Regions from separate parts of the Homo sapiens genome. Here region 1 is linked to region 2. The links are chromatin loops, found by intact Hi-C in ENCODE. Cell type or tissue: heart right ventricle. All regions are shown on one strand. Links, peaks and the distances in the headings refer to the core of each region. The heading gives the core; the rest is flanking DNA. Region 1 overlaps LINC01819 (long intergenic non-protein coding RNA 1819). Region 2 overlaps LOC107985876.

Region 1 (9,688 bases), core at 2,459-7,458, 50 kb before region 2:
CACATGTGCGAAAACCACATGCATGGGCTCTCTTCGGCTCGCCACAGAAAGCCCAACAGCAGGACCCAGAGTGAGGAGGATCACGCACGTTAGCCCAGCCGGGCCAGTGCTGGGGGGCCTGAGGGCACTGCCAGCCCCCCAGATGCCTTACAAAGCCAAACTCCCATCGTGGTCAGCCTCACATCTGGGATAAGGCTGGAAATTCCAATGGCTCTCGGCTGCTAAGAAATGTGTTGAATCTTCCCAGAGATTTGGTGGAAGTGGGAAGCATTGTGTGGTAGGGGTGGGGCCACTCCCGCCATAGGACTCCCAGAGCTCTGGGGAAGTCCAGATGGCACAATGTGTCCACAGTGGCTGTGTTGGTTCCCCCCACCCCCTCTGCCTAGCTCCCCGCCCGCTGAAGATGAAAGGTGCCCAGGGCCAGGGTGCAGCTCATTTCTCGCTGGCACCCACAAGTCTGTCTACTGGTGTGCATGTGAAACTCTGACGTTTCTGATAGAGACTTGAGTTATTTTTTCCTGGAGAGAAAAATGTTGACATGACTTTGGAGGATTGTCTGCCTAGAAAATCCCCAATGCACGAAGAAGACAAGTTCCTCCCCTTCTCACACACGCACCCCTGCGCACTCACGCACATTCCCTGGAGGCCCTGGTCTGTGGGCCTCCTTGGGGCCTCACCTCCGCCTCTAGCCCACGTCCATCCCGTGTGCGACAGGATTCCATAGAGCTGGGGCCTGCAGGGTCCCGGAGCAGGATCGGCCGCTGGCTAGTTCTGCGTCTCTAGGTGGAACCTATACTTATTAGGTTTCTGCAGCTGCTGTAGCAAATCGCTACTAACCAAGGGCCTTAAACAACACACGTTTATTCTCTTACAATTCTGGAGGCCAGCAGCCCTTAAATCAGTCTCAATGGGCTAATGTCAAGGTGTCGGCAGAGCTGGTTCCTTCTGGAGGCTCCAGGGGAGAATCCACTTCCTTGCCTTTTTCAGTGTCTAGTGGCCACCTCTATTTCTCAGCTTGTGGTCCCTTCCTCCATCTTCAAAGAGCATCACTCTAATTTCGGATTCCTTCATCGTGTCACCTTCTTCTCTGATTCTGACTCCTTCTGCATCCCTCTTCCAAGGACACTGAGATTAGGTTGGGCACACCTGGGTTATCCCCATCTGGAGATCCTTGATTGCACGCGCTAAGTCCCTGTTGCCCTGTTAAGAGAACATATTCACAGGCTCTGGGGATAAGGATGTGAACGTGTTTGGGGGCCATTGTTCAACCTTCCATAGCCAGTGTCCCTCTCAGGGCCTCAAGCTTCAAGGGACAGTCTCCCTGGGCCTCTTCCAGCTCTGATGCTAAAACAAGAGTCTCTTGCCTTATCGGACGTCTGGTCAAATGGGCACGGCCCCTCCCCTCTCTACTCAGTGCTGAGTCCTGGGACTCGTCAGAATGGAGGTCCTCTCTACCCTGCAAGCAGCCCCAGGAGTCTGATGCCCTGATCTGGGGCCCTCAGCCCTCAGCCCGTGCTGAAGGAGATCCTCCATCTGTGAAGAGTTAACCCCAGCCCAACTTAGTTTAGGATCTTAATTTCAACCTTCCCTAAGGCAGAGTCCTCCTCTGCCCACCTGTGATGTGGGGAGAAGAATCCTAGACCCTACGCAAGGCTGCTGGGTAGGGAGTGGAGATCTCTGAATGGGAGAGGCAGGGCTATGAAACTCACTCCTAACAATAATCCACGTTGGCTTAAACTCCCAGAGCTCAGGCCACCCAGGCACAGCCTGGCCTCCCCAGCAGTGTGCTGGGCTCTGGTCCCTGAAGTGCCCAAGAGCCCTTTGGAAGCCATGTGAGGCTGTTTACTATGGCAGAAGGGCTTCCTAGGGCAGATGGTACTGTGCTTTATGCCCAGAAACAGTAAAATGCTGAGTCTACCTACACATACCTATGGGAAGATGCAGCCACAGTTTGGTTCATGTTTTTCCACTGCTTAACATTTTTTCACTCTTCTCTCCTGGATAGCTCTCAGGCATCACCTCCTCCAGAAAGTCTTCCTTGAAGTCTGCGGAAACTAAATTCCCTCCTTGATGCTCCCTAAATCCCACAGACAGGTTCATTGTGTCCAGGTGAGGAACGGATTTTGTCCTCTAGACAAGAGAAAGCCACTCACTGCCTTGGAGGTGCTGAGAGTAGGAGAAGAGCAGTGTCTGCTGAGATGGTGCTGGGCTCTGCCAAGCCTGCCCTCCCGGAGGACCCTCACCCCACCTCACCTCTCCCGCAACAGGAGGACCCAAGGCCAGGAGGGAAGACTTTATGATCTTGAAGAGTCAAAGCTTCTTGTCCCTGGGAGTAGGTCAAATCGCCTTCTCTTATCACCCAGATGTTGCTGCCAAACTGCTACAGGACCCAGACCTAGGTGGGTGGCCACCTCACCCCCAGAGTGAGGTACCAGGTACCAGTGGGTCTACCCTGTATGCCAGACTGAAGGTCAGGACAAAGCTGGAACCAGCTGTGTGCAGCTGGAGGTAGGGCAAGTGTGCCTAGCTCTCTGGAATCTTTGCTTTCTCTGGTCAGATTATCCCAGCAGGGCTCCAGATCTCACCAGAACCCTTTAGTGGCTCCCTCTGCATTTCCTCTATCCACTGCTCACCAAAATAACCTTTCCTTGCAGAGGAAGGCAATAATAGCGTTTCAAGGATTTCCCATTGCACTAAGGACAAAGGTAAAAATTCTTGCTATAAAACTCTGATGGCTGGCGGGGCATGGTGGCTCACACCTGTAATCCCAGCACTTTGGGAGGCTGAGGTGGGTGGATCACTTGAGGTCAGGAGTTCGAGACCGGCCTGGGCTACATGGAGAAATCCCGCCTCTGCTAAAAATATAAAAATTAGCCGGGCATGGTGGCGGGTGCTTGTAATCCCAGCTACTCGGGAGGCTGAGGCGGGAGAATTGCTTGAAACCAGGAGGTGGAAGTTGCAGTGAGCCGAGATCGCGCTGCTGCACTCCAGCCTGAGGGACAGAAAAACAAACAAACAAACAAACAAACACAAGACCCTGATGGTCTGACCTTGGCCATCTTCAATATCAGTTGCTGCTCCTGAGCCCCTCCTGCCAGCTCAGTCCCTGCAGCCACACTGGCCCTCATTGGGTTCCCTGGTGTCCATCCTCCCCACCTCAGGGCCTTTGCAACTCCTGCTCCCTTCGCCCAAAACACTGTCCCCACTCCCACCTTACCTCCAGTTTCCATATGGCTCTTATTCATCCTTCGGGTCTCAGGTTAAATGTTTCTAATGCCTCTGTCTAAATTAGAACTCCCCCCAATCCCATTCTTAAACTATCCTATTATTTTTCTTCCTAGCACTGACCACAATTGTAATCGATTCATGGTGTTTTCTATCTTTCTCCCCTACGAGGCTATAAACTCCGTAGAGGTAGGGCCCTCTCTGAATTCCTAGTATTTTAGTCCAGGGTCTGCGGTTATCAATAGTGCCTAATGCATAATTGCTGATTATCCATGAAGGGTCACCCCACTGAACGCCTACCATGTACCAGAAACTCCTGGGTGCTGGAAGGAGCCAAAGAGGCAAGAAGCCACAGCTCATCAGCCTTGCAGGGCAGATGTGTCAGCAAGGGCCACGTGCTGGAGTGGCGGGGGGGGTGCCAGGGCAGTCAGGTGATCAGACTCTGCTTTTTAAGAGTGGATGGACCCCCAGAGACCACCCAATCTAGTCCATCTAAAAGGGTGTTGGGGCCCCTTTCAGAGCTCTGGGTGGTGGCACTGGAACCAGAAGCCCTCTCTCCTGGTTGTAGCTCATGCCCTTTCCATGAACCCCCTGCCTTGATGATGGCCATGTCTCAGCCACCTCTGTGTCCCCAGCTACACAGTGACTGATGTGAGGGGAGTGAGCAGGGGGCAGCTGAAGCCCTGAGACAGAGAGAGCCCACCAGAGAAGTGTCCAGAAGGCAGCTTGTGCTGGCATGACAGTTGGGTCATGTGCTGGCCTGACTCCGGAGCTGGGGCCAGGTTTTCTCATGATCCCTTCCACGGCAGAGGAGTCAAGAGAAAGATCTGGGCCTGAGTCCTGGCTCTGCCTCTTATTAGCTGTGTGTGTGGCCACTTTGAGCTCCCATTTTCTCACCAGCAAAATGGAAACAATTGGGCACACCTCATAGGTTTGTTTTGAAGACTCAACACGATGATGTATGAGGAGTCTACAGTTCTGCAGCTGGCCCCCGGCGCTCTGTAATGAATGGTGGCTGCAGGCGCAAGTTTTCATCATCCCAGCCCCCTCGCCCTTCCATCTTCTCACTCCTGTTCTATGGGCTCAACCGTCTGGAATCAGGAAAGCAATCTGATTAGTCAGATTTCGCACTGATTCCAGCCCAAGCCTACCCAAAGAGATTCTGATTGATTCCGTCTAGGATGAGTTCTAAAACTCTTTATTTTTATTAATCTTTTTTTTTTTTTTTTTGAGACAAGAGTCTCGCACTGTCACCCAGGCTGGAGTGCAGTGCAGTGGCGCTATCTCGACTCACTGCCACCTTTGCCTCCCAAGTTCAAGCAATTCTCCTGCCTCTGCCTCCGAGTAGCTGGGGTTACAGGTATGCACCACCACACCCAGCTAATTTTTGTATTTTTAGTAGAGACAGCATTTCCCCATGTTGGCCAGGCTGGTCTCGAATTCTTGACCTCAAGTGATCTGCCCGCCTGGGCCTCCCAAAGTGCTAGGATTACAGGCGTGAGCCACTGCACCCGGCCATAATCTTTATTTTTTAACAAACATCCTGGGTGATCCTGATGTTTAGCCAAGTTTGGGAGCCACTGGAATAAGTGATGATGAAATTTTATTTTAATAAAAGCCAACTTGTGCCCTTGAAAATAGGGGTTTGCCTCTTCCCATGGTCCCTGGAACCAACCACAGCAAGTAGGGCCCCCTCACTCCCCATGGGGAGGGTGGCATTCCTTCACAGCAGCTCTAATGGACGGAGTAGGGGTGGCACCAGCTGTGTCCCCTCCTGCAGCTGTTTCAATGCCATGGCCCAGTGGAAATCACTGCGAAAGTCATTCTCCACATCTCCCAAAGCTGGACCAGGTGGCAACTGGCTGGAGGAGCTGATCCCACCAGACAAGAGGCCTCTGTGAGCCAAGGAAATACACCCACCCACCTCCACTCAGCACAGGGCTCCCCCAGATCCTGCCTTCCTCAGCCAACAACTGCCTTTTGTCCCAAATCAGTTCATCCCCCTTGACTGGGAGATGTCTTTGCTCTGCATCAGGAACAGCTCTTGCTTCTCTGCACGCTCACTCAGGGCTGTTGGCTTTGGGAGGTGGTCAGGGCTGGATTCCATCTCGGCCCAGGGACACCCCCGGGCCTGGAACAGAGCTGCTCTGGGAAAACACGGGTGGAGGGGGATAGGGAAGCTGTGCATTGCGGCCTCTGCAGACTCCACTCCTCCCTGAGAATGACAGTGGGTGGGGCTTTCCCTGCCTCAGGTAATTCAGCTTTTTATGAGCTGCAGGGAGACGCAAAGCAGGGATTTGGCCCAGGAAGAGAGGAAAGGCACTGAATGAGAGAACAGTCCTTCGCCAAGGACACAGGACTGTTGACGTGGGAGAGATGGGCGCAGCCTCTGGACCTGCGCCACGACGAGGAGGAAATGGTTTTCACTGAAAAACAAAGTTGAAAAACAGTTTACTGAAGGGAAGAGAAAGAGGAAAGGAAAAAAAAAAAAACCACCTCAAACTGTCTGATCATCAAAATCACCTGGGCAGCTTGTTAAAAATACAGATTCCAAAACTCATTCCAAGTCAATAAAATATTATTCTTGGTAGCTCTGGGCTTCTTTTCCTTGTGGTTAAAAAATGCAGGTTCCAACTCAGCCAGCTGGAAGACCCTTGGGCGAGTCGGTGTCTGGGTTGAGGGGAAGCAAGACCTATGGAGTCAACACAACAGATTATGTTTCTAGTTTTCTAGTTGGATTTGGGGGAGAAAGGAGGGAAGGAGACACAACAGGCTCAGGAAAAAACTCCTAAAAGCCACTTCCCTCCAGGCAGGACGGTCTTCCACTGGCTGAGCCTGTCCAATCCGTGTCTCCTTTCTCGGGCCAGTCTCCTGGTGAATCCTCACTCTCCCGTTTCCTCCTCTTCTCCCCTCCCACCATGGGGCCCTTGTCACCCGTGGAAGTCTGAGTGATGCCCCCACAGATGTTCATGTCTTTAGGCCCAGAATCTGTCCATGACACCTCGTATAGGGCTTTCACCTGTGATTAGATTAAGCCTCTTGAGACGGGGACATTATCCTGCGTGATCTGGGTGGACCTCATGGAATCACAAGGGTCCTTCTGAAAGGGATGTAGGAGTCAGGCAGAAGGTGACCTGATGGAGGAGCAGATTGGAGTGGTGCTCTTTGAAGATGGAGGAAGGAGCCACAAGCCGAGAAACTGAGCCAGAAAAGGCAAGAAAACAGATTCTTTTCTGGAGCCTCCAGAAGGAACCAGCCCGACTGACACCTTCACGTTAGCCCAGCGAGACTGATTTTGGGCTTCTGGCCTCCAGAACTGTAAGAGAATAATGTGTGTTGTTTAAGCCCCTCAGTTTGAAGTGGTTTGTTACCATGACAGCCGCAGGAATCAAATGCCCCCGACCTCTATCCTGTCCACTTTACCAGCCCGGCCCCTGCCAGGGTCTCCCGGGACCAAATGCTTGCCGGCCCTGGGCCCTCCTTAGAGCCTGTCTCTCTTGGCCTCCCATCAATATGTGATATTTTCTCCGTTGGTCGTTCTTAAATCTTGTGACAGCCCACTCCACTGGTGTTCCTCATGCCTTGATGCTCCTCCTTAGCCCCCTTCCAGCACTTTCCAGCCCCACCTCTTACCCCACCTTCAACATGGCCATGTGGCCCAGGGTCCTCTTCTGAACCCTCTTCTCACTCTCTGCTTTCTCTACTTCCCAGTGATAATCCCAGATCAAGGCCATGGGTCCACACCCTAATAACGATGGGTCCCTTATGCTCTTCTCAGCAAACAGGTATTAATATATTCCCTGCCTGTTGAAATCCAATTCACCTGTTCATCCCTCAATGCCCCACTCAAATGTCACCTCCTCCAGGAAGCCTCCCCTATCTGTCATGCCATATGCTTGTTAACAGTGTCCATCCGTCGACCCCATGGGATTGTGTGCCTAATTTATAAATTGAACTTAGAAGCTAGGATCTACAATATTTTGAGACATAGAGAGAAAAACTATGCTCACATAACTTTCATTGCAGCATATTGTTATAATTGATCTATTTTATTATTGTTGTTGTTCATCTCTTACTGTGCCGAATTTATAAAATCAACTTAGAAGCAGAGTCATGACCTAGTCAGCCCTGGACTCTCAGCACCCGGCACAGTGGAACCCAGCTCTGGGACATGCTCTCCCTCCTCACTGCCATAAACACCTGAGCAGGTGTTGGAGCTGTGGAAGCTGCCCTCTGCCATTCTGCTGCCTTCTGGCCTAGGCCAGGCTGTCACAGTGGGGTTCACTTCCCTTAAAGAATCATAAGAATAGATGTCAAGTTTCCATTCTGGCCACACTGGCCTCCTGACTCCTACTCCAACAGGCCATCCCCTGATGTCCCACCTGGGACATGAATCATTCCTCTCTCCAGCGTATCCATGCTGTGGCTGCCACCCACCTGCGTGTCCCTTAGGGGCCATCTGTCAAGGTATCATGGTGCTTGTGTTCAAGTAACCCTTGTTTTACCTTGTAATGGCCCCAAAGCACAAGAGTAGCAATGCTGGAAATTTGGATGTGCCAAAGAGAAGCCGTGAAGTGCTTCCTTTAAATTAAAAGGTGGAAGTTCTTGACTTAATAAGGAAAGAAAAAAAGTGTATATTGTGCCAAACAATGAGATACTATGCAGCCATTAAAAATTGTATTTTCAGGCTGGGCATTGTGGCTCACACCTGCAATCCCAGCAATTTGGGAGGTCAAGGTGGGCAGATCGCTGGAACTCAGGAGTTCAAGACCAGCATGGGCTACAGGGAGAAACCCCCGTCTCTACAGAAAACACAAAAATTAGCCATGCACGGTGGTGCACACCTGTGGTCCCAGCTACTTGTGGGGCTGAGGCTGGAGGATCACTTGACCCTGGGAGGTCGAGGTTGCAGTGAACCACGATTGCCCTGCTGCACGCCGGCCTGGGTGACAAAGTGAGAGACCCTGTCTCAAAAAATATACATAAATAAATCAAATAAAATTGTATTTTCAAAGACTATTTTAATGACCCAGGAAAATTCTTATGATATAATTTATATGGAAAAAAAAATCAAGATTTTAGATCTCAGATCTTAGCTCAGGTAGCTAGGATCTACAATATAACATTTTGAGACACATGGAGAAAGACCATACTCACATTACTTTTCTTGCAGCATATTGTTATAATTGATCTATTTTATTATTGTTGTTAATCTTTTACTGTGCCTAATTTATAAATTAAACTTTATCATAGGTATGTATGTATAGGAAAAAACATAGTGTATACAGGGTTCAATACTAACTACAATTTCAGACACCCACTGCGGGGCTTGGGCCATGTCCCCTGAAGATAAGAGGGGACTACGGTAACACAATTTATCAAAAACACATTGCTCCCAGACACCAAGAACTTTGCAGGGATTCACATCCTTTTACTTCATAATCCCACTTCTAGGACTTTATCCTAAAGAAATAATCAGAGGCTGGGCACGGTGGCTCACGCCTGTAATCCCAGCACTTTGGGAGGCTGAGGCGGGCAGATCACCTGAGGTCGGGAGTTCAAGACCACCCTGACCAACATGGAGAAACCCCGTCTCTACCAAAAATACAAAATTAGCTGGGTGTGGTGGCACATGCCTGTAATCCCAGCTACTCGAGAGGCTGAGGCAGGAGAATCACTTGAACCCAGGAGGCAGAGGTTGTGGTGAGCCGAGATCATGCCATTGCACTCCAGCCTGGGCAACAAGAGCGAAACTCCATCCCCCCCGCCCAAAAAAAAAGAGAGAAAGAAATAATCAGAGATGTATGCAAAGATGTATGTGTAAGAATGTTTATTAAATTATTATTTAAAATAATGAACAATTTTGAAACAGTTCACATGCCTAACACTAGGAAATTGGCTTAGTAACCACTGTACCGTACAATAGGATACTATGCAGCCATTTTACATCGTATTTTCAAAGAATATTTTAATGACCCAAGAAAATTCTTATGATGTAATTGATATGGAAAAAGATCAGGATTTTATATATACTATGTGTGTATGCACATGGTATTACCTCAGTTTCATTTAAATGTGTATGTGTATAGCAATAATGGTTATCTCCATTTAGTGTGATTATTATGGAGTATTTTCATTTTATTTCTTATACTTTTTCAGATTTTCCATATTTTTTACAATTAGCCTATATTTAGATTACAGTTTTTAATGCTATTAGTTTATTTTAATGGGGAAATAATTCATTGATTACTTGTCTGTTTTTCACTGAGGCAGGTGGAGTGGTGTGAAGGAAAGCTTGGGGCTGCCAAGCCAATGTATCTGCTCTTGGAGCCTGGGAGCTTCTTGGGTCCTGAGAGGCCTTTTATGTGTGTGAGGTGCCAGTTCTCTGAAATGAGTGCTGTGGCTTGGGGGTGCGCTGGAATATTTTTTATCAGGAGCCTGGACCAAGGGCTAGATCACTCTC
Region 2 (9,688 bases), core at 2,386-7,385:
TCTCAAAATAAATTTTTAAGTTAAAAAAACCTCAAGCCTCCCAGGAATTCCACTCCTACTTGTCCACCCAAGAGAAATGAATGCATGTGTGCATGACTAGGTATGCACATGAATGCTTTATTCATAGTACCTCAAACTAGAACACCCAAATATCCATCAGCAGGGGAGCTAAACAAATCGTGGCATACTCATATAATGGAACACTACACAGTGATTAGAACACAACAACAAAAAGCATCTGCTACACACAACTGCATGGGTGAATCTCCCACGCATTATATTGAGTAAAATAAGCTGGACATAGACAGACTGTTTGATACCATTTGTATGAAGGTCAAGAACAGGTTAAATGAATCTAGGATGTCAGAAGTCAGACTAGCAGTCACCACTAGGGATGGTATTGACTGGAGAGGGGCACAAGGGAACCAGCTTTGGAGCTAGAAGTGTTTCAAATCTTGATCTGGTGTTTCCATGGGTCTAGACACACATGTGGCTATCCATCGAGCTGTACACTTCTGCTTTGTTAATGCTATTGTATGTAAGTTACCATGAGGAGGGACCAAGTCACAAAGGATCTAATCCATGCAGAAAGGCAGAAAGGAGGATAGCTAAAAGGAACTTGCAGGGTTTGGGGCAGGAGGGCCAGGGAACAAGAATAGAGTGGAGCTAATAGTGGAAGAGAAAGCTTAGAGCATTCTCCCCAGAGACACTGAGCACCCACCTAAGGAGGGGCTGTTGGGAAGGATGAGGCAGGGACTAGACCTCCAGCAGACTCCATACATTGCCAGATCAGGTCAGGCTGCCCATCAGTGGGTTTCCTACACAGAGCTGGTGCCTCGAGACTGGAACCCAAGGTGGAAGCAGATCTCAGTTGTGTACTATCTACCCCTCATTCCTTCTTCCCTGCCCACAGCTGTAGGACCAAGAAGAGGCTGAGCCCCAAGTCCCTTTTAACTCTAGTTAACAGGCAAACTCAATCTGCCCAAATGTGCTTAAATAAAAAGTGTAAAGGAGAGGGCCTTGCTTTATCCCCAACTAGACTCCTGGATAGAGACTCTCGTAAGAGAATATTCTGGAAACCTGCAGGCTGGCTCACTACTCTCTGAGCCTCTTGACGATGGTCTGTGGGCCCATGGGTGCAAGAACGCATGTCCAGGTGTGTGTCTGCCTGTGAGTACTGTGTTTTCCTATAATGGGGTCCTCAGAGTTATGGCCACATCCCCCAGCCCCTCCTCACTCTGCTCTTTTGCCTCTATTTAGAACCCCTGCCCCTCCTCCCTGGATACCCCTGGTCTTCCAACTGCCCCTGACCCTCCTGCCTCGGCAGTGGAGTCTGATGACCTTTTCCCAATGATGTGGAGAGGCCAAGCCCCCATCCATCTCCGGACTTTTTTAAAGGAAACCAGGGAAGGCAAAATGTAACCTTAAGTCTTGCTTTCAAGCACCATGTCGGCAACTCAGAATTTCACCATGCTGTGGGTCTTGCAGGCTGACTGTGAGCACCTGGTGGCATTCTGAGGGCATTCTTAAGGGCACAGCACCCACTCCCAGCCCTGAAGCTCCTAAGGAGGGGCAGTCCCAGCATCTCTATGAGGGACCAGATGAGGCCAGTGAGGAGAAGCTGCCAAGCCACAGGCAGCTCTGGCCACATGGACCACATCTGCCTCTCTGGAATGACGGAGGGCACTGGGGCTCCCTTCCCCAGGCCTAGCCTTGTCCCTCTCTCCTCCCCTGGGCGGCCTCTGCTCCAGCCAGGCCCATTTCCTTACATGCCCTCAACAAGCCATTGTCAGACCTTCCCCATCGGTCCCCACCCAGCAGCAGACGTGCATTGCACATTCACTGCGGTGCCATGTGAATCAGGTTCCCATGAATAGGTGCCCTCACTGCACTCGCTCCACAGGTGAGGAAACCTTGGTGGAGAAATCGAGCAGCTTCCCTGAAGTCACACCACTGACAATCAATGGAGTCAGCATTCAAAAGACCCAGCTGATCAAACGGGATGCAATCAAGAAGCCAGCCAAAACCTGAGAGTGGGACTCCAGAGCCGGCCTCACCAACCCCTGATGGTCTGTTAACTCCTGCCCTGGAGCCGAGCATGTCCTTTGGTGGGAAACTATGGAGTGTGGTGGCCAAAGGCACTGGCCAAAGAGCCTAGCTGCCTGGGTTCCTCTTCCAGTTCCTCTTCCTGTGTGGATGCTTGAGTGCGTTACCCAGCCTTCTGTGCCTCAGTTCCCTCCTCTGTATCACATGAAGGTGCATGGATGGGACTAGGTGGGACAGGCACTCCCACCCACTCAGAGCTCCCAAGTCCAACTACCTCACGGAAGGCCGCCTTTGTCCTTGGCCCCACACTGGGTCCAGTCTGTCGCAGTGGAGTGCAGGCCTGTGGTACAATGCAAGGCGACCACATGTAGTTCCTGCACCAGAGAGAGCCATGGGATGGGGGGCTGAGTTAAAAACTCATAGACCCCTCATCAACACAGTGGCCAGCACATGTGCAGCCCTGTGCCAGGGACCCTGGAGCTTACCACCCATGCTCCTCCAGCCCATCTGGAGCTCCTGCCCCCAACCCCAGCACCCTATTTATCTATAGCTACTGCACCCTGGAATGCACCCTAATACATTTTCCTGGATCTCACCTGTGAATTTCCCCAGTTAGGCTGTGAGTACCCTAAAAGCAAGGACTCTAGTTTCCTCATCCTCCATCTTTGATAAAGGCTGGTCTGGCCGGGCATGGTGGCTCACGCCTGTAATCCCAGCACTTTGGGGGCCGAGGCAGGCAGATCACGAGGTCAGGAGATCGAGACCATCCTGGCCAACACGGTGAAACCCCGTCTCTACCAAAAAAAAAAATACAAAAAATTAGCCGGGCCTGGTGGCAGGAGCCTGTAGTCCCAGCTACTCAGGAGGCTGAGGCAGGAAATGGCGTGAACCTAGGAGGCGGAGCTTGCAGTGAGCTGAGATTGTGCCACTGCACTCCAGCCTGGGTGACACAGCGAGACTCCATCTCAACAACAACAACAACAAAAAAGGCTGCTCCAGACATCAGGCCCTCAAAACACACTTGAAATGGATGGAATTGGGTTTGGGGGCTTAGCTACTATAACTTTGGAGTGGTACGTTAAATATTCATTCTTACTAGAGGTGGAAAAAGGAACAGTATGGAGGGACTGGATGTGGACTTGGATGCAAATGTATGCAAACCACTGTGCAATGATATGCAGATGTGCATCCTGGATCTGTGGGAAGGAGTTCTATGACTTCAGAACCCTGGTTCTGGCGGGCTTTGCTCTCTGAGGGGCTCTGCCCCTGCTGGGGATCTTGCCATCTCGCATGGCAATGCTGACAGCTGGCTGCCGTGCGGCATTCTGGCGCCAGTGGAAACCATTTGGGGATCCATGTCATCTTCTGATCCTCGGTGAAGCAGCTCCCACCCACCAGGGCAGATGAGCCAACAGGAGGCTATAAAGACAGAGGCCTGCATGAGGAAAGGCTGGCGTGTAGCCAGAGCTGGAGGCTCCTGGGTTCCAGGGACACAGCTCTGGGGGAGCACGGAGCGTGGGACCAGGGAGGAAAGATCACACTTGGTCTCATTTCCAGCTCTCTGCTGTGGCCACCACTGGGGAGCCCATGGCTGCCTGACACTCCTCACCACCACTCCCAGCCCTAGGCCGTGCTGCCCACCAGCCGTCAGCCAGTGCCCTGCATGGCAGGCAGGCCATGGTATCTGGGAGAGCTAAGGGCTTCCTAGCACTGTAGCCACCATGTATGGGGCACCCTCTCTGGCCAGGCACCGTGACCAAGCACTTTAACCATATTATATCACTTAATCTTTGACAGCCCCACCAGGTAGGCAGTACTCTTACGATCCTTATTTTATGGATGAAGAAACAGAGGCCAGGGTCATCCAACCTGCAAATGGTTGAGCCGGGATTCAAACCCAAAACTGTTAGACTCCAAAAGTGGCCCTCTCAACTGCCACTTCCTGCCTCCTCTCCCACACCACAATGGCCACTGTGTACCCGGTTCCCATGAGGGACATTTGGGGAGGGGGACAAGTCCAGGGTTGAGAGGGGGAAAGTTCCAGTGTAGTGCTTGGGGTTCCCCGCCCCATGCAAGGTAAGGTAAGCTGGCAGCCACCTAATTGAAACACACACCCCCACCACACCCCCGCCACACCCCCCTGCCTCACCTAGAATGTCCCCCACTCAACTACTGCAGCACCTGGAGTCCTGCCATTAGAACCTCATGCTTGTTTTAGAGAATGCTTTTTCTGTGGGACAAGAGCTGTTGTCTTTAGTCTCCTATTTTAAAAGACAAATCCTCTTGGAAGGCAGGAGAGGCTGAGGTCAGCAGGGAGGTCCTAGAGAAATGTATGCAAAAGCCAGGAGGGCCCAGAAGGCAAATTCTGTGATCAAATTCAGTGATGTTATGGCCCTGGGATGAGGATGACAGTGAGGGTGACCCTTGGCACCCTACCTAGGGCACCTGGTACTCTTTCCCACCAGTTGCACATCATATTCCACACCCAGCAGACCCTCAATCAATGGCATTCTAATTAGTCATAGCAGGAGGGTAACCCTAAGAGATGTAGCAGAACTGCAATTTTCACCCCACTTTAGAGTCCAGGAAACTGAGGCCTAGAGAGGCTGTGAGTAGCTCCAACTTGACAGTGGGTCAGAGAAGAACCAGATCAGTACTCAGGAGTCCAGAGTTGGTGGTTGGAGGGGGTGGCGTGCAATGAGAGGCTGGTGGGTGGGGTCATGCATGGCAATGCAACCCTGGAGGCCCCATCTCCTTCAGAGAAGTCAAGGTGGTGAGGTCAAGGGGAAGGGGAAGGAGGACAGGAGCAGAGAGGTGATGTGAGGGAAGCAGGGTGGGCTGGCAGGGGCCGAGAACCCCAGTGCCTGGGAATCTTCAGGGGCTCTGCGAGGCGGCCCAAGGCCGGGGTTCCCACAGCGGCAGGTGGTCACCAAGCGGGCCAGGCCGGACAGGGCTGGCACCGACTCTAGCAGGGGTGGAGGTGCCAGCTCTCACCCGCCAGCCGGCCTGCCAGCTGGGGAAGCTTCATTAGAATTCCTCAGCCCTCCAACCCATTTCCTTCCTGGTGAACAGGACAGCTAATGGCCCCAGTTGCCTGCTGCCAGGGTGAGGTGGGTCGGGCTGGCAGCTTCAGGCCAGGCTGGGGGTAGCGGTGACCTCTAACAACCCAGGAAGCATGCCTCTCCCCTGCCCTGGGGGAGGGAGCAGCCCACAGTGTGACCCGAAATTTCCCCAAGTTAAAGACCATCTGCCTGTCTGTCTATCCATCCCCCCAGGGCCCAGGGGGCTGGTGAGTGTGGACAGACAGACACAGGCTGTGGGAAGCTGCAGTGATTAATGAGTGATGAAAACCAGACTTCGTCAGGATGGGGGTGGGGACATAGAAGCAGAGAGAGGTTGTCTGTTTTATGCTTGGCTCAGCTCTAAGCCCACAGCTCAGGGGAGGAGGGTGGAGGCAGCTGAGGGCAGTACTGGGCCCTGGCCTCAAAATCCCAGTCCGAGCATAGGGCCCCAGTTCATAGACACCCCCCTCATCCCCCAGTACCTCCTTCAGCCTCTGCCCTGGAAGGTTTCCCTAAGAGGAACTAGCTTTACTCCCAAATCCCAGGGACTTGCACTGGCCCTCAAATACCATCCATCCCAGAACACCCCAGAAGCCATGGGGAACAGCAGGGAAAACAGCCTCACCAACCCTCCAATCTTCTTGTCATGGGGCCAACGATTCTGGGGCCCAGAGCCTGAAGGTCCTCTCACCCTTCACCCCGACAAACACATGACCACTCCCACATTCCCAAACTCTGCCCCCAGGACCTGCTGAAGTCAAGCAGATTTTTCTCAAATGTCAAGGACAGCAAAAGCTACTTCTAAGAGGATTCAGCTCAAACCTCCAAACCTGCAAATAGACAGTCAGGATAAACCCAAGCAGGAGAGAGGCTTGCACAACCACTGCTTTTGGTCCCCACCCGACAGACACCTTGAGGGACCTTGGCAACATCCTCCTCCCCTGCCCGAAAATATTCCCACACTGGCCCATCTGCTCCAGGGCCTTGGATTCCACCATTCAACCCTGACCTCCCTTTGCAATACTGAACTCGAAGACTCTTGCCGAGGTTTCAAGTGTGTCCCCGCTCCCAGGGCCTGGGATCTGGCCAGGGAGGGCTGGAAAGAAGGAAATGCGCCACAGATGGAGGAAGTAGCTTCGGCAAGGTGAAGCACAAAGGCAAACTTTGCTGACAGAAGACTCTTGCTGCTGGCCAACCAGGCCTGCCTGTCATGAGAATCAAAATTGTTTTCTTTTGTCGAAAAAATATTTCCAAGGTAGTTCTTGTGTTGTGCTCAGGCACGTGGGTAAGGAAGCAATAGTGAGTGCTTCCTTCTTGCCTGCCAGGGACCTTGTGCATATCTGTTGGCTCATTGCATCTTAGAAACTCCTGAAGAAACTGAGGCTTGGGGAGGTTGCCTGCCCCCACGCACCCCTCAGGGACTAAGTGACAGAGCTGAGATCCCCAGTCGGCCAGACACAAAGCCCTCCTACTTTCTGAAGCCCCACCCTGCTGGGGAGGGAGAACTGGACGCCATCTGGGAAGAATTAAGGAGGTTTTTAGAAAAGGCCTCTGCAGGAATGAGAAAACCTTCATTAGGGCTTTTTAATCAATAAAGCAGGAACAAAACCTCCCTCCCTGCAAACATTTCTGGACTCCTAGGAGATGCCCAACTGTGCCCAACAAATGATTCAGAAAACGAGTATAAAATTCAAAAAATCCCCATCCCGACAAGTCAGAGAATGCTTTTTACTGGATGTTGGGGAGGGGAAGCCGAACCTCATGGCTCCTTGGATCTCAGTTCCTGTCTCTTGCCTTAACAGAGCCCAGACTTGTCATCTGAGAGGAAGGGGGAGGCTGAGGTCACTGCCCTTCTCTGGTTTCTGCCAAGAGCTCTGCTCTTCTCCAGGGAGGTGGCGGGGCTGGGATGGCTTTGTACCCTGCAGGCTCCAGCAGGATTGCATCTGCTGAGGTGCATCTTAGAAAGGGGAGTGTGAGATGCAGGTCCCCCACCTCTGGTGCTCCTGGCCAAGGCTGAGTGCCTGTGGTTCCTTTGTGGCCGTTCAGGTGGGAAAAGCGTTTGTGATACCAAAAAATCAGCTAGGCTCAGCCCTGAGCCGCAGCTGGGCACCTGCAAACCGAGGGCCTCACTTAGCCTGTCCCATCTGCAGAGGGAGTCGTCAGATGCTTCCCAAAGACCTTCTCAGGGTTAAATGAGAAAGTGGAGTATATTCGTTTTCTATTGCTGCATCACAAATTATTACAAAGCAGCTTAAACACTACCCATTTCTTATTTCACACTTCAGGTCAGAAGTCCAGGTGGGCTCAGCTATAGTCTCTGCTTAGGGTCTCACAAGCTGAAAATCAAAGTGTGAGCTGGCTGGCTCCTATCAGAAGCTCTTTTCCAGAAGCTCTGGGAAAGCATCTCCTTGCAAGCTCATTCGGGTTGTGGCGGAATTCCACTCCTGCAGTTGCAGGACTGAGGTGGCGGTCAGCCAGGGATCTCTATCAGCTCCTCGAAGCTGCTCTCTCTCGAGTCCTTTCCACATGGTCCCCTCCTTCTTCAAGTCATCAAAGATGTATCGAACCCTCCCTCACACTTCACATCTGTGACTTCCTCTCCTGCCCCCAGCCAGAGAAAACCCTCTGCTTCTAAAGGGCTCGTGTGATTCGATTAGGCCCCTACCAACTCATCTTTCTTTTCTTGGACTCAGAGTCAACTGATTTCTATCCTTAATGATGTCTTTGAAATCCCTTTGCCATATAATTTCACATGATCATGGGCTTGATGTCTTATCATGTTCAGGGGTTCGGATGGAAATATTGGGGGCCATATTTAGAATTCTGCCTACACGGGAAGCAAAAGTGCTTTGTCACCTCTAAAGTGCCAGACTTAGGCTCTCATTAGAGCCTAATGAGGGTCTAACCCTTAGGGAGGGTTTCCTTCCCTCTGCCCCAGGAGCGCAAAGGAAAGGGTGACACTGGATTAGGGGTGGCTGCCTGTGGCCCCTGCCCCTTCCCCTCCTCCTCCTCCTCCTCCTCTTGAGCCTACCTCTGGGCTTTTCATGACTTGGAGAGGGAGCCCTGTCTCAGGACCCCAGGACTTAATCTGTCCGTCACCTTCCCCTTCCAGATCTTCAGCCACTCCACACCCCCTGCAAGTTCCTTCCTGGGCTCTGCCCTTCCTTCATACTCTCTGGGTACCACTCCTTCCCGGGATCTACGACGGCGGTCTACACTCGCCTGCTCCCATCTCTGTCCACTGGAGCCTGGCGCCTACCAGCCCCCACTGCCTGAATCTGTTCTCCCTCCCTTATCCCAGTGGACACCTTCCAGGCCATCTCTGCCAGGCCTTCCTGTGATGGCAACCATAGAGTCTGTCTTGTACCTGCGGTATTATTCCCAACACCCACCCGGGTGCCAGGAGCATAGCAGACACTCTAGCAAACATTCGTCATTGTTTGTCTGCATCCACGTATCTATGTGGTCCACGTGCTAATGTGCTCCCCTGCCTGCCCCAAACCTGAGGATACGTCTCCTGCTGCCGCCTCAGCAAGTGACACCCATGTCACCCTCTCCCTCAGCCCGAGGGCAGTGACCACAGTGAGAGGAAGCATGAGTGTGGGTCCATCAGGATAAAAGGCCAGCACTGAGTCTGTTTCACGCCCCCTGCCCCCACCCCACCACACACGTGCACACACCACAGGCTCTGCGTTCTCCTTGGCCTAACGCTGGGGAGGGCAAGAGCCACCACCCACCAGCTTTCTACCCTTCACTATACCTGGGCCTCAACTCAGCTGGCCTCTCTAGGAGTTACTTGTGCTGGCCTTAATCTTTTTTCTTTTTTTTTTTTTTGAATCGGAATCTTGCTCTGTCGGGAATACAGTGGTGCAATCTCGGCTCACTGCAACCTCCTCCTCCCAGGTTCAAGTGATTCTCCTGCCTCAGCCTCTCAAGCAGCTGAGATTACAGGCACCCACCAACACATCCAGCTAATTTTTGTATTTTTAGTAGAGACGGGGTTTCACCTTGTCGGCCAGTCTGATCTCGAACTCCTGACCTCAGGTGATCTGCCCGCCTCAGTCTCCCAAAGTGCTGGGATTACAGGCGTGACCCACCACGCCTGGCCAATCTTTTTTCATTCCGTCCCTGCATTTAGGCCTATGTTCTCTTCCCCCAGAGACCCACCCACTTCCTCTTGGGGAGTCCAGCCGAGGACAGTGTGGCTTGAAGAACATTCTAATCCCAGCCCGAGAGCTCTGAGAGAAAAAATGACTACAAACCCTGGAATGTGAAGCCTGCTGCTTCCTGCAAAGCATTTTGAATGAAACACGTAACCAACAGCTGCAGCACAGAGAATGGAAACTCTGAGGAACGTCATGGCTCCAGGTTCCAAATAGCAGGGTTGTGAGCAGGACAGGCTCTTCATTTCAGCCCAACCTGGACACCCTCAGCAGCACCCCTCCCTGCTCTCCTTCCAGGAAGCGGGCCCGTCATGCCAAGGATGTGCCGCTGTTGCTCGCTTATTCCAAACACCCCCGGCCCCCAACACAGCCAGACATCCCCGTGTATAGGGGTGAGGCCCCCTTCCCACTCACCAG

The links. A loop is a pair of places that touch in the nucleus more often than their neighbours do. Peaks named below come from ENCODE experiments on the same cell type or tissue, not always from the same donor. Only the 100,000 strongest peaks of a DNase experiment are listed, where the experiment ranks them.
Region 1: it touches region 2 in a loop (2.4-fold over the local background); 28 of 110 quality-filtered maps call a loop at or near these places.

Annotation. Positions count from the first base shown.
Region 1 is chr2:43,026,986-43,036,673 of GRCh38, forward strand. It overlaps LINC01819 (long intergenic non-protein coding RNA 1819), which reads right to left. Exons shown (of 6, transcript NR_110585.1): 3 at 8,070-8,167; 4 at 4,150-4,316; 5 at 1,929-2,992; 6 at 868-1,200. Among named protein-coding and RNA genes, the nearest start is that of LINC01819, 7.7 kb to the right of the region's middle. RefSeq lists enhancers at 1-18, 19-834. In heart right ventricle, for the core only: no CTCF peak of the experiment used is centred there; a DNase peak (open chromatin) is centred at 5,416; H3K27ac peaks cover 2,153 bases.
Region 2 is chr2:43,077,289-43,086,976 of GRCh38, forward strand. All of the region lies in intron 2 of LOC107985876, which reads right to left. LOC124907756 (a long non-coding RNA gene) reads left to right here. Exons shown (of 2, transcript XR_007086299.1): 2 at 1,904-6,812. Among named protein-coding and RNA genes, the nearest start is that of LINC02580, 20 kb to the right of the region's middle. RefSeq lists enhancers at 3,175-3,877, 6,120-6,886, 6,887-7,653, 9,203-9,688. In heart right ventricle, for the core only: no CTCF peak of the experiment used is centred there; DNase peaks (open chromatin) are centred at 5,383, 6,193, 6,557 and 6,963; H3K27ac peaks cover 4,260 bases.